Regions from separate parts of the Homo sapiens genome. Here all the other regions are linked to region 4. The links are chromatin contacts, found by Hi-C in ENCODE. All regions are on one chromosome and are shown on one strand. The core of a region is the stretch at or near the end of the contact, and the rest is flanking DNA. Distances in the headings are between cores, read along the strand shown.

What was found. Hi-C counts contacts between places; a loop is a spot of excess contacts on that map. Pooled maps may share reads with other maps.
Region 1: a loop to region 4 is called in a pooled map, with 10 times the contacts of the local background. The contact joins the promoter of TIMM10 here to the promoter of FAM111B in region 4. A Hi-C loop is called at or near these places in 8 of 50 pooled maps.
Region 2: a loop to region 4 is called in a map with no recorded cell type, with 6 times the contacts of the local background. The contact joins the promoter of MS4A1 here to the promoter of FAM111B in region 4. A Hi-C loop is called at or near these places in 2 of 37 single-sample maps with no recorded cell type and 2 of 50 pooled maps.
Region 3: a loop to region 4 is called in a pooled map, with 6 times the contacts of the local background. The contact joins the promoter of CLP1 here to the promoter of FAM111B in region 4. A Hi-C loop is called at or near these places in 1 of 168 maps with a recorded cell type or tissue (naive thymus-derived CD4-positive, alpha-beta T cell), 6 of 37 single-sample maps with no recorded cell type and 10 of 50 pooled maps.

What each region holds. Positions count from the first base shown.
Region 1 is chr11:57,529,236-57,532,291 of GRCh38, reverse strand. TIMM10 (translocase of inner mitochondrial membrane 10) reads left to right here and starts at 1,538. Exons shown (of 3, transcript NM_012456.3): 1 at 1,538-1,634; 2 at 2,058-2,173. The coding sequence starts at 2,103. RefSeq lists an enhancer at 1,359-1,538.
Region 2 is chr11:60,454,486-60,457,554 of GRCh38, reverse strand. It overlaps MS4A1 (membrane spanning 4-domains A1), which reads right to left and starts at 1,708. Exons shown (of 8, transcript NM_152866.3): 1 at 1,610-1,708.
Region 3 is chr11:57,656,212-57,659,110 of GRCh38, reverse strand. CLP1 (cleavage factor polyribonucleotide kinase subunit 1) reads right to left here and starts at 1,349. Exons shown (of 3, transcript NM_006831.3): 1 at 1,251-1,349. RefSeq lists an enhancer at 1,706-1,875.
Region 4 is chr11:59,105,660-59,108,621 of GRCh38, reverse strand. FAM111B (FAM111 trypsin like peptidase B) reads right to left here and starts at 1,385. Exons shown (of 4, transcript NM_198947.4): 1 at 1,326-1,385. It overlaps LOC105369315 (a long non-coding RNA gene), which reads left to right and starts at 1,897. Exons shown (of 3, transcript XR_007062680.1): 1 at 1,897-2,962. RefSeq lists enhancers at 217-266, 1,407-1,496.

The sequences.
Region 1 (3,056 bases), core at 289-2,788, 1.6 Mb after region 4:
AGCAGCATTATTGCATAATAGGCAAAAACTGGAAACAATCCAAACATCCACCAACGGGAGAATGGATAGATGAATTGTGGCATACTCATACAATCAAACACTAGACAGCAATAAAACAGAAGGAATAACAGATGCACACAACAATATGGAGGAAATCTTACAGGTACATTGAGCTAAAGAAGTCAGGCACAAAATAGAAAATAATGTATAATTCCATTTACACGAAGTTCAAGAACAAGGAAAACTAATTGATGGTGATAGAGGTCAGAATAGTGGTTAACTTCGAGAGGGGGTATTGATGGGGAAGGAACACAAGATAACTTTTTGGGGTGCAGGAAGTATTTTATATCTTGATCTGGATGGCGGTTATACAAATGTACATATATAGATACATATATATTTAATTAAGCTTAACATTCGTGTATTTTATGCACTTTATGAATGTTATACCCCAATCTTTAAAAATCAGGGCACAAGTTTGGCAAAGATGAGTCTTCAAAGCAGTAGAAAGGTCAATTGTTTAAAATTAGGATGGTCTTGGACAATTAGGGAAGCTTATGATGACCACACAGAAAATGTCTAGCCCACCTTTTCCAATGGGCAATGTGCCCTTGCGTCATTAATTTACATCTTGTAAATTTATTTTACCAGGAAATTGTGTGACAAATCAAGGGACTGAGTATTGTTTCCTTGTTTCCTTCTTTTTAGTGGGGAATGAGTGAATGGTGCAGTTTGAAGAACACATTAAGTCTTGAAAGTTGGAAAGTTCACCAGTACCCTTCTTTCCCTCACCCAAGATTAGCCCTGGTGGCAGCCGAAATTGCTTTTATTATCTCTTTGTGGCTGAGGACCTCTAACTGTTGAAGAAAACATATTTTACACGTCTTGTCTTTCTGCGAACAGGAAGCCTATCTCGCTTATCTTTGCAACCCCAGACGGGGCTTAGTGTGACCTACACACAGCAGTAATCGCACAACGTCCCGTGGAGCACTGCTTCTCAAATTTGGCTGTACATACGAATCACCTGGGGAATTTTAAATTGTATTGCTGCCTGAGGAATTTTAAACTGTACTCCCAGAGATTCTGATTTAATTGAAATGAGGTGAGTCCTGGGCACTGGGATGTTTAAAAACGTTCCAGGTGATTTTAACGCGAAACAAAAACAGAACCGCTGTTTGGGGGCGTTCTTCCTTCTCCACGCCTGATTTGCGCACAGGAGTCGGCTGTCTGGAACGGGGGTGAGGTTCACAGGTGTCTGTCGCCACGCCTCTTCCTACAGAACCAATAAACTGAAGCCGCTCGGTGACATCCCAAAGGACTTGAATTCTGATCGGGCTGCAGACGCTCTGCACCCCGCCCAAGCTTCTATGGTACTTTGGTGTCCTCTCTAGCACTGGCAAGTCGCCTTCCTCTTCGCCCGGCGCCAGCCGCTCCCTCTCTATGATCGCCGAGTTCCCGGCGCCGTCTCGTTGGTATTTAATTCCGGAAGCGAGTTTGAATCAAAGAAGAGGCGGGACTTTCCTCCCGGAAGTAACCCACGTGCTTCCGCTGGAGCCTCTCGGGAGGCGGGTAACGTTATAGTATTTGTCAGAAGTTGGGGTCTCCGTGGGCATTGTGATCCGTCCCAGGCAGTGGTAAGTGACACATGACCTCTGAATTCAATGTGGCCCTGATGATGGCGTCGCCATTTCAGAGGTGTAGCCTTTGGGCTGGGTCCCGGTCGCCTCTGTTCAGCGTATGATCCCATTCCCAGGGCCCTGGAGGTTCAGGTTCGTGGGTTAGAGAGTTCTCCTCCGGTCCTCGATCTCCTGAATAGAGGTGACCTCCAGGAACTGGGGCATCAGAGATCCGGGGCTCGATTTCCAGGCTCGCCATAGACGTCCTGTGCGACCTTGGGCTAGGCCTCAGTTTCCACATCCGTGAAATGGGGTGGTTAAGCTCACTGAGGTTAGTGGCCCGTGGTGGTCTGGCGCCCTGTGAGTCCTCTGTATCCTCTAGCCCCAGGGGTAGGAGAGTGAACGGCGGCGGTGGGTGCTGATGGTGATGTCTGCTCCCAGGATTAGGAGGCCAGAAGGAGATCCCTTCCACGGTGCTAGGCTGAGATGGATCCTCTCAGGGCCCAACAGCTGGCTGCGGAGCTGGAGGTGGAGATGATGGCCGATATGTACAACAGGTAAAGAGAACTATGTGCTACCCTGTCTTGGAAAATAAGTCTTGGTCACCCTTATCGAAGGTGAATGACTTATGACAAATTCCTTCCTGAATGTAGGGGAGCCTGAGGCCCATGCTTACCCTCCCCACACCCACCTTCAAGGTTGATCCTAATGTAGATGCAGTAAAGGGTCACTAGAATGAGTTGGGCATTTAGATGGGGATGGAACTGGCAATGCAGGAGCCAAGCAGGAAGAGAAACTCCAATCCAGGCTCTGGTTAGGTTCCAAGAAAAGCTGAGTATTTGCCTCTTGACAAATAGCACATAGCCAGCCCATTTAGTAGTTAACATTTTAAAACCCTTTATTCTGTGTCAGGCACTTGTTAATCTTCAAAATAATCCAGTGGGTTAATTTTATTAGTCCCGTCTTAAAATGAGGAAATTGATGATTCTAGAGGTTAAGTAACTTCCTTAGGGTCGGCAGCTGGTCAGTAACAATGCCAGAACTAGCACCTCAGTCTGATTCTGCAACTAGTGCTCATAACCATTTGGCAAATTTGGGAACAAATCCTGGCTCCACCAATCACCAGCAGTATAATTGGACATGTTACTTGCACTGTTTGACAATTGGTTTCCTCATTATGAAGAAGACATAATGATACCTACCTCATAGGACATCATAAATATTAAATCTAAAAATATATGAAAGCCCTTAGCCTCAAGCCCAACACTTAGTGAAATGTCTGCTATTTTTATTGGCTTAAGCTCTCTTGATTGGTTGGTTTATCCTGAAGGCTATAAATTAGAAGGATTTTTAAGTGTAGACTGTGAGGTCAGATGACCTGGCTTCATAACCCAGCTCTGTGTGATCCTTAGAAAATTACTGAGCCTCTGTTTGCCTTAA
Region 2 (3,069 bases), core at 459-2,958, 1.3 Mb before region 4:
TGCAATACATTTTGCATGTGGGTCTTTTTTCTATATCCAGAGTCACCTGTGAGTTTCTCATTTCCATTCATGCTTTTCTGCCTTCAGTCTTTCTCTTTTCTAATCCATTGTCCACAAGGCTGCTACATCAAGCTCCCGATCACTGTTTTGAGTGATGCTCTTCCTGAGCCTGAACTCCTTTGCTGGCCTGTCATTACCTGCTGGAGAAACCCTTCATCTAACCCCTCAAGGCCTTTGGAATTCAGCCCTGTATGACTTCCCAAGCTCATATCCCACTACCGCCACCAGAGCCACTGGTCTATACATGTCCTCTACCTTCTTTCCTGAATCTTCTCAACTTTGAAGTGTTCCTTCTCCCTCCCTCTTTACTTTCAATCAAACTCTGCATTAGATATGCACATCACCTGAGGGCGTTCCTGCTCTCCTTGCCTGATTGCAAGGAATTCTTCAGAGCTCCTAGCTCTTTGCTTTCCTTACTAGACATCAACTACTTTCTTCGGAGAATCCTGTATCCTACTAGACTTGCATAGGGAACCTGTTTTCTATGTACTATGAGCTCAGTTACATTAAGCTGAACATCAAACTCAGCTACTTCCTCAGGGAAGCTTAACAAGTGCTCACAATGGCCAGGTGCAGTGGCTCACACCTGTAATCCCAGCACTTTGGGAAGCCGAGGCAGGTGGATCCCCTGAGGTCGGGAGCTCGAGACCAGCCTGGCCAACATGGAGAAACCTTGTCTCCACTAAAAAATGAACAAACAAACAAAACACACACACAAAAATGCTCACAATGCTGGATTAAACATTTCTTTCCACCGGATTCTCAGTGAGATTAAGCCATTTTATGGGAAACAGGGAAAGGGAATCACTTATATACTGGATTCAGAAAACAGTAATGGCATGATTAAAATTAATCCTTGTTTTCCTTCATTAGAGCTCCCCCACATCTGCAGCGCCCCCTCTTACTCTTGGTTTCCCATGTGATAGATTTGAGGCAGGATTTCATGCTCAACTTGGTGTCCACAAATCCCCTCCAGAAAATGTTAGCCTGTAAAGCCACCTATACTTCTAGGTATATTTACATTTAATGTAGACAAAAGCATTTACAGGAAGACAAATGGAGTTTTTTTCATTATGCCTATGACTGATTATTTTCTCATTTGGTATTGGGAAGTCCTAAGGGATTCAGGATTTTAGTTCCAATTTTCCTAATGTAATGGGTACCATTGCCCCCATTTTATAGATGAGGAAGCTGAGGCTTTAGAGGTTTAGTAATTTGCCCAAGGTTATATTGTTTGTTAGTGGTAGAGCTCCAGTTTGAACCCAATGGTTTAGAAACCATGATTTAATATATATGCTGCAATCTACTACTTTTGTGGAATGATTCACAGTTGACTGCATAGGGTAATTGTTGAGAGGGAGACTGATTAGAGGAGTGAGTGGGCAGCAAGCCTTGATATCGTCACCCCTCCTTAAGTCATAGAACTATTAGGAAGTCTGACTAGGGAAACTCTAGAATTAAGATCAAGAACCTCCAGTCTTCAAAACCATTCTATACCTTATCCATCACCTCCTTTAAGTCATTTAAAGAAAGCAAATTGATTCCTTACCTGAGTCTCCAAGGCCTCAAATCTCAAGGGCTGATTTGGATGCTAGCTGCGGAGTTCAGTGGGTGCAGTTTGTTTCTCAAGCACACTGGGAGGGTGAGTGGTGTAGTCCAGGCCTGAAGATGAAATCGCTGATAGACATCAGGTGACAGGAAATCAGTAGCTTCTGCTACCTTGGGCTTCGCTCCAATTACTTTGGTTTAACACTTACCATAGCTGAAGGAGGTGCAAAAAAAGTTTCTGCCTTACCAGGTTTCACTTCTTGAAAAAGACCCCAGGGGACTGCCTGGCATGCTCATGCTACCTTAATTAGAAGAACTTCTGCAGCCCCCACCCTATAAGCAGGTGTGGATGGTAGGTCCCTGAGGACAAGAAAGATTCTAGAAGTTGGTCAAAGATGGGCCGTTAGCACTGACTTTTACCTTCTGGCTTCACTTTTAGGGCTGAGTAGGTGGGCAGGAGGCATCCATGCAGAGATTCAAGAATCACTGAGGCTGTACACTTGGCAGCACTATACTTAGGGGTCCCCAAATATTGTCCTCATTGGCTCACACTTAAGTTTCTTATGAACCATGTATATATCTTGTGTCAGATTTAGCAGAAATGGCCTAAAATTATACTTTAGTGCCATAGTACATGTACCCAGCCACTCAAAGCAAGAATTAGCCTCCATATTTGGAAATATAAATTGAAATAGCACTTTTACCTCTGAACCCACCTTTTTCTTCTGTCTGTCAAGTTCCCTTGTGTCCCCTCTCTTTTTAGTCTAGTCTGGAGCTGCAGGGTCATCAAGCACAGTACTAGATCAAGTAGGGAAATGGAAGAAGTTGGTAGTGTCAGGAGAGTCTAAATATTTGGGATGTGAATCAAAGTTTTGCCCAAAGATAATGTCCTCTCTCTCCCCCTACAATATTCAACTTTTATGTTCATATGTGGGATTTTTAATTACATTTTTATTTCCCTGTTCATTGCTTCATTTTATTAGAGACACAGAGCTATAGTTAGGTAATTATTTGTTTATTTAATCTAAAGGGATGAAATATGGCAGGCAGCTCTGTTGCCTAATTCGAGGTTCATTCCTGTCTCTCTCTTTCATCTCTTCTCTCTTTCTCTTTCTGCCTCTCTTTTTAAATTTAAGATAGTTTGGAACCATAGGGTTAGATCCACTGGGTAGAAGTAGTTCTGGGGAGGCTGATTGTGGTGTGATATTTAAAAAGATGCCACTCTAAAAAAAAAAATTGTTGGAGCCGTTCATTAGGGGAACTGGCTACCATTTCAATAGAGAATTTACTTCTTCAAGAATACTCAAGTAAAGTCATGCAGTCACCTCTCAGAGATGCTGTAGAGTGAAGGAGAGTGGGAACAGAAGATCCATCATCCATTTAACATTCTAATTGAGGGTCTATGCATATCTGCTGAAATGCTTGAGTGATTGGTGATGGGAGGACAATTACCTAGGGTCT
Region 3 (2,899 bases), core at 100-2,599, 1.4 Mb after region 4:
CTCCATCTCAAAAAAAAAAAAAAAAATCATCCAATGGGCCAGGCACAGTGGCTTAGGCCTGTAATTTCAGCACTTTGGGGCGCTGAGTTGGGCAGATCCCCTGAGCTCAGAAGTACAAGACCAGCCTGGGCAACATGGTGAAACCCCGTCTGTAGAAAAAATGCAAATATTGGCCAGGCCTGGTGGCTCACGCCTGTAATCCCAGCACTTTGGGAGGCCAAGGTGGGTGGATCACCTGAGGTCAGGAGTTCAAGACCAGCTTGGCCAACATGGTGAAATCTCAGTATTTACTAAAAAATACAAAAATTAGCCAGGCATAATGGTGGGCGCCTGTAGTCCCAGCTACTCAGGAGACTGAGTCAGGAGAATCGCTTGAACCCAGGAGGTGGAGGTTGCAGGGTTGCAGTGAGGCGAGATCATGCCACTGTACTCCCGCCTGGGTGACAGACCAAGGCTCTGTCTCAAAAAAAAATAAAATAAAATAAACAAATAAATAAATAAATAATAAAAACATACAATGAATGTTTCCCCTTACCTTGCTTTAATTCTCTCCATATTTCTTATCACCATCGGTCTCACTATATATTGTGTCTTCCCCGCCTCCTCCACCCCAAAATGTAAGACTTAGGCATTTTTGTTTGATACTATATACTGCTTAGAATACAGCTTGACAGACTGTAGGCACCTCAATACATTGAGTGAATTAATGTCTCAGACATCAGAGAAAAACCATACCTACAGACTGACAGAAGATTTAATTATATCACCCTCCATCACTCTATTGGTAAACTCCAAACTTGAGAAGGTAACAGATGCCCTGACCCCAATCATCCTAGTCAACAGGAAAGGGCGTCTGAAATACGGATGCAAAGCAGAGCACACCGGGTCTGAACTCAGAAAACAGCCTAATCCTCGTCTCTGTAACTACTAGTAGTGTCTTTAGACAATCACTTAACTTCTCTGAACCTTTGAAGCTGTCGACTGGAAGCACTTACACTTCCTCAAATACAGTGTTGTTCTTGGGGTTTACAGGAATTGTGGGAGGAAAAAAAAGCACTTCGTAAACTAGAAAACGGCAAGGAAACGATATGAATTATTTCTGATCCTGGACTGCAGCTCTAGCTCCAGCATTTGTCCCAACCTTCCCAGACACCAAAATCTCCCCAAGACACCAAAATCTCCCCAGACACCAAAATGTCCCCAGACCCCAAGGAGGTGACAGTTGTGTTCCTGCCCTTTTTTTAACTCACCTGCGCAGCCAGGAGCCCAACAGGTAAACTCAGAAGGTCCTCCCGTGCAGAATTTAAACCAAACTACAAGCGGTTCTTGCCCGGACCCACGCCGGAAACAAACGCAGTTCCGCACTTGCGCTGTGAAAGGACACGCGGTCGCGCGCTGCCCTTTGGGATGTGTAGTTTGCCGGAGCAGCCGAGAGCGGGTGCACTCGCTAAGCCGCTCGGCCTTCTGGGAGTTGTAGTCAAAGGATTGTTTTGAACGTGACGCCAAAGGTGGGAGGGGCGGCTGTTGTCATTATTCGTGCAGCCGGAGGGAGGGGTGAGGAGGCGTGGCGGTTGCGCCCCCGCGCTGGGCAGGGACAGGTCGAGGGACCAGGCTTCGGCAGTGCGCGTCCGCGGCGGGAATCTCGCCCCAGATTTCCTGCTCCCCTGCAGCCCAGGAAACAGAAGGGAGGCCCGGGAGAAAGAGAGACTCACTGTCTCGGTCTAGGTCCCGCGACGGCCTGCTTGCCTGGACAAGCCACGAAGCACAAAATCCTTTTTAGGCAGGGGGAAACCCAGGGATAGAGAAAGCGGAGGAAGACAGCCTGACAGAGGTTTCACCAAGCTGTCATCTCCCACCTGACACAGTGCTTGGCACATGGAAGGCATTTCAAATTTTTTTTCTTTAATAAAAGAATAAAAATCCGATGATTTCTTCCAGCTACAAGTCAGTCATTACCCAACAACCTCTCTCCCACTAAACGAGGATTTTTGTTAGGCACTCATTTCCCTCCATAAATCCCTGACAGTTACAGGTCAGTCATTTGCCCCGCAGCCAACAGGTTCCACCACGTCTATAATCCTCTTTTTACTACCTTGGGCTTTGGAATCTTATATTATTTGCTATACTGCTTACATTACTGTGTGACTTTGAGCAAATCACAGGCTTCATCTCTCTGAGATCGTTTTTTTTTTTCTTTTTGTTTTTGAGACAGGGTCTCACTCTCTCGCCCAGGTTGGAGTACAGTGCCGCGAACATGGCTCACTGCAGCCTCGACCTCCTGGGCTCAAGCGTGATATCGTTTTTTGTCTGCAAAGTTGGGATAATAACAGTGCCCAACCTCCTAAAGTTGTTTTGACGATTGCAGGAATGTGCCTGTAAAGTACTAAGTACAATGCCTGTAATATAGAAAAAAATCTGATATCAGCTTTTACGTTTTTATTATAGGCTGGGGCGGAAGGGGCTATAATATCATTCATTCGTGCAATACTTAACATTTTTCAGATCCCTTTCAGGCATCTTCTTTCACAGCCACCCTGTAAAGACAGCTTTATTATATCCAATTTCAGATGGGGGAGGAGACTCAGATAGGTGCAGAGGTTTGCCCAAACATTAACAGCCATTGGTAGAGCTAGGACTCAAACCCAGAGTTTCTGAGTCCGGTTATAATAATAGTAAACATTTAGGCCAGGCGCGGTGGCTCACGCCTGCAGTCTCAGCACTTTGGGAGGCCGAGACGGGCGGATCACCTGAGGTCAGGAGTTCGAGACCAGCCTGACCAACATGGTGAAACCCCATCTATACTAAAAATACAAAAATTAGCTAGGCGTGGTGGCGGGCGCCTGTAATCCCGGCTACTTGGGAGGCTGAGGCAGGAGAATCGCTTGAACCGGGGAGGCGG
Region 4 (2,962 bases), core at 136-2,635:
CAATGGTTTGCAAGGAACTGGACATTATGCAATTAAGGACAGTGACAATTGAAATGTATCCTATAATCCACTTTAGCAGACTACCTTGAGGAATTCCAGGCCAGTGTGGCAAGGAAGGGCAGCAAGACAAAACCAGTAGGAATTCCAGATTTAAGGAGACAAAGCTGAGAGACTAAGGTGACAAGAGGTCACAGGCCAAAGACATGGTGGGAGACCTGCACAGAGAGGGAACTCTGGATATATGAAGAGGGTTCCCCTAAAGCATTCAGCTGTGTACTGATCAGAGCAGCAGCTGAGAAAACTTTCCAAGGCCAGGAAAGAACCACCCTAAAACTGTCATAGTCTAACTTTCCACCAACCCTCTCCCTGTAACCCTTTTAGGGATCCCCATTTCCTCATTTCTAGATTAAGGACTTTGGCTCAGATGAAACTTTTATTGTTCGTGTGAATTGGTTCCTCTAAGCTTTTTAAAAAGGATTCCAGATCCCACCCTCACAGACTCTGATTCAGTATGTCGGGGTGTGGCTATGGAATCTGCATTTTTACCTGCCTCACTCCACAACCCCCGCCTCAAAGGCGCACCAAGTTCTTTGAACAGCTGCCTCTGTCACCGCAGGATGACCTCAATGCTTTCCTAAAGCCCCAGAACCTATGAAGGTAACCTGTGCTTGAAGCTGTGCTTGCTTACAGAAACAGAGACTGGATGTCAGTAACCACCGTGCTACAAGATGGGAAACGAACTTAGAAGCGCTACCCTAACCTGAATCCTTGCTGATTACCATACCTCAATCTGTGCCTCGGGGAGAAACGCAGCTTGCTAGGCACATGTAGTGTTGGGTGGCAACAGAAAATAGGAGACTGCCACACTCAGCTGTTTCTGGAAAGCCCCGTCTCTTTCCAGAAATCCTTGCTTTCCAACTACCTGCCCTAAAAGACCTTAAGAAGCACCCTCACACTACACTCCAGGCACTTTGAGCAGGAGCTCTCCTACTCCATTCCTTGATCAGTGAATAGTTTCTGCTCTGCTTAACCGAACCTGGTCTCCTTCTATGGGCGCGAACGGCACCGGGCAGGGAAAGGACCCACCAGGGTCAAACGACCCTCTCGAGATTCAGGAACACCCAGATGATCTCTAAGTATCTCTTCAGGAGTACAACTCTTGGCCTTTGAAGCTGAGACAGGGGGAAGGGAATTACAACGGGCGGCTGCCCAGCTCCCCATCCAAAACCCCCTTGACTTTGGGCTGAGGTCCTTCTGCCTACTGCCCTTGTCAGCCATCCCCCTAAGAACTCCAGGTCCGACCCGGGAAAAGAAAAACCACTCACAGAACCGGAGAGTCTGTCCACACGGTGCAAGTGCCCGTCAGTGCCCGCCGCTCTGGATTTGCAGGTGCTGGAAAGACTGCTCTTTTATATCTCTCAGCTGAACTTTTCCCGCCTAGAAGGGCTCGCCCGTGCGCGGCAGGAGCCTGGGAACTGACACTCTCGCTGGCCAATGGACGAAGAGTCTCTGGAGGCTGTTTTTCTCTCATTGGATGTAAATGACTCATCTCTCATCCACTGTGGAAGCCAATTATCATCACTCCAGACAGTGATTGAAGGGAAGGACCGGATGAGCGCGCAGCGCGCGCAGGTGGGTCTGAAGGCCGGGCCGAGGGTACTGCGCGCCAACCCGCCCACCCTCCCTATTTGTCTGGATGACCCTTCCCGGTCTCAGTGATCCCCTCCCCGGCACCACTCAGTCCACGGCCAGTTCCCGTGTCCCAGGATAAACTAAGCAATCACCGCCCTGCTCTTTCCCGCTCATGGGCGTCCCCTGTCTCCCAGTGGAGGCTAGGGAGGAGCTGCGCGGTAGCTGGGCGGAGTGGGAGGTGCCTGGAGGTTTCGCGCTTTCTCCGACTTTTGATTGCCAGCGCGCTGGCGGGAGCCGCGCGCTGGCGGCAGCTGCAGGGCGAATAGCCCGCCAAGTTGCTTAGGTGTGTGGCAGTTGCTGCCTTTCTGCAGCGGCGGGGTGGGCGACGGTGGCGGGATGAGCATCCAGGCGGGATCCTTTGGCGGCAGCAGCAGAGAGAGCTCCACCCGGATAATGCAGAGGCCCAGGCTCCAGCGGACTTCAAGTCCCAGAGCAGGCTGCACCCGCGTCTGCGTGAAATCTAAAGGGACTTGGCCTGATCACAAATGAGCTAACTTCGCGGCGGGGCTGGCGAACACAGACAATGCCAGCCTGGAGGAGGCAGTGGCCAGCACTGCTTAGGCCTCGTTCCCAGGACGCGCATTACTGAGTGCTGTACTTTACCCTTTGGATGAAGGCTCCAGAGTACGACCTCCCCAAACTGATATCAAAGAAGTGCTTTGCATGGGGCTTGAGAAAACATCTTACTGTTTAAGAAAAGAACGTCTTACTGTCTGAGAAGCTGAATAGAATGAGATGCCATCAGTATTGGGTGTTATTTTTCAGAAGTTGCTCAAAGAAGGAGAGAAGATGGTTAAGTGGGGATGGAGACAATTATTTTGTAACTCATAGAAGGACAGATGTTTATGTAACAGTTGATAGTTTTGGTGGAATAATCATGAGCATGTTTCTGAAATTAATATAAAATATACAGAGACCCCTAAAATCACTGCTTAAATTACACGGGTCTTGAGGTGTTCGGAAAGAGCAAACTTTGGAAGTATAATTGTAAAAATAATGTCATACAGACAAAGAGAAGAGAAAACTTAACGACAGCTTTCTTAAATCGCTGTTATTCTTGAATCATCTGAAAGCAGTACACGTGCCTGGCACCAATATACATCAGAGAGTAAATCATTGCACAAGGAGACTTGATCTTCTTTTTTTGTAGAATCTGGAGGAAACAAATCTATGAAAAGCAAGAGATGGTAGAGAATGGTGTTGTCGAAATTGCCTGACATCATTGGAGATAGAGAATTTGCCCTGGTAAAAGGTGCTCCTCAGGGAGGAG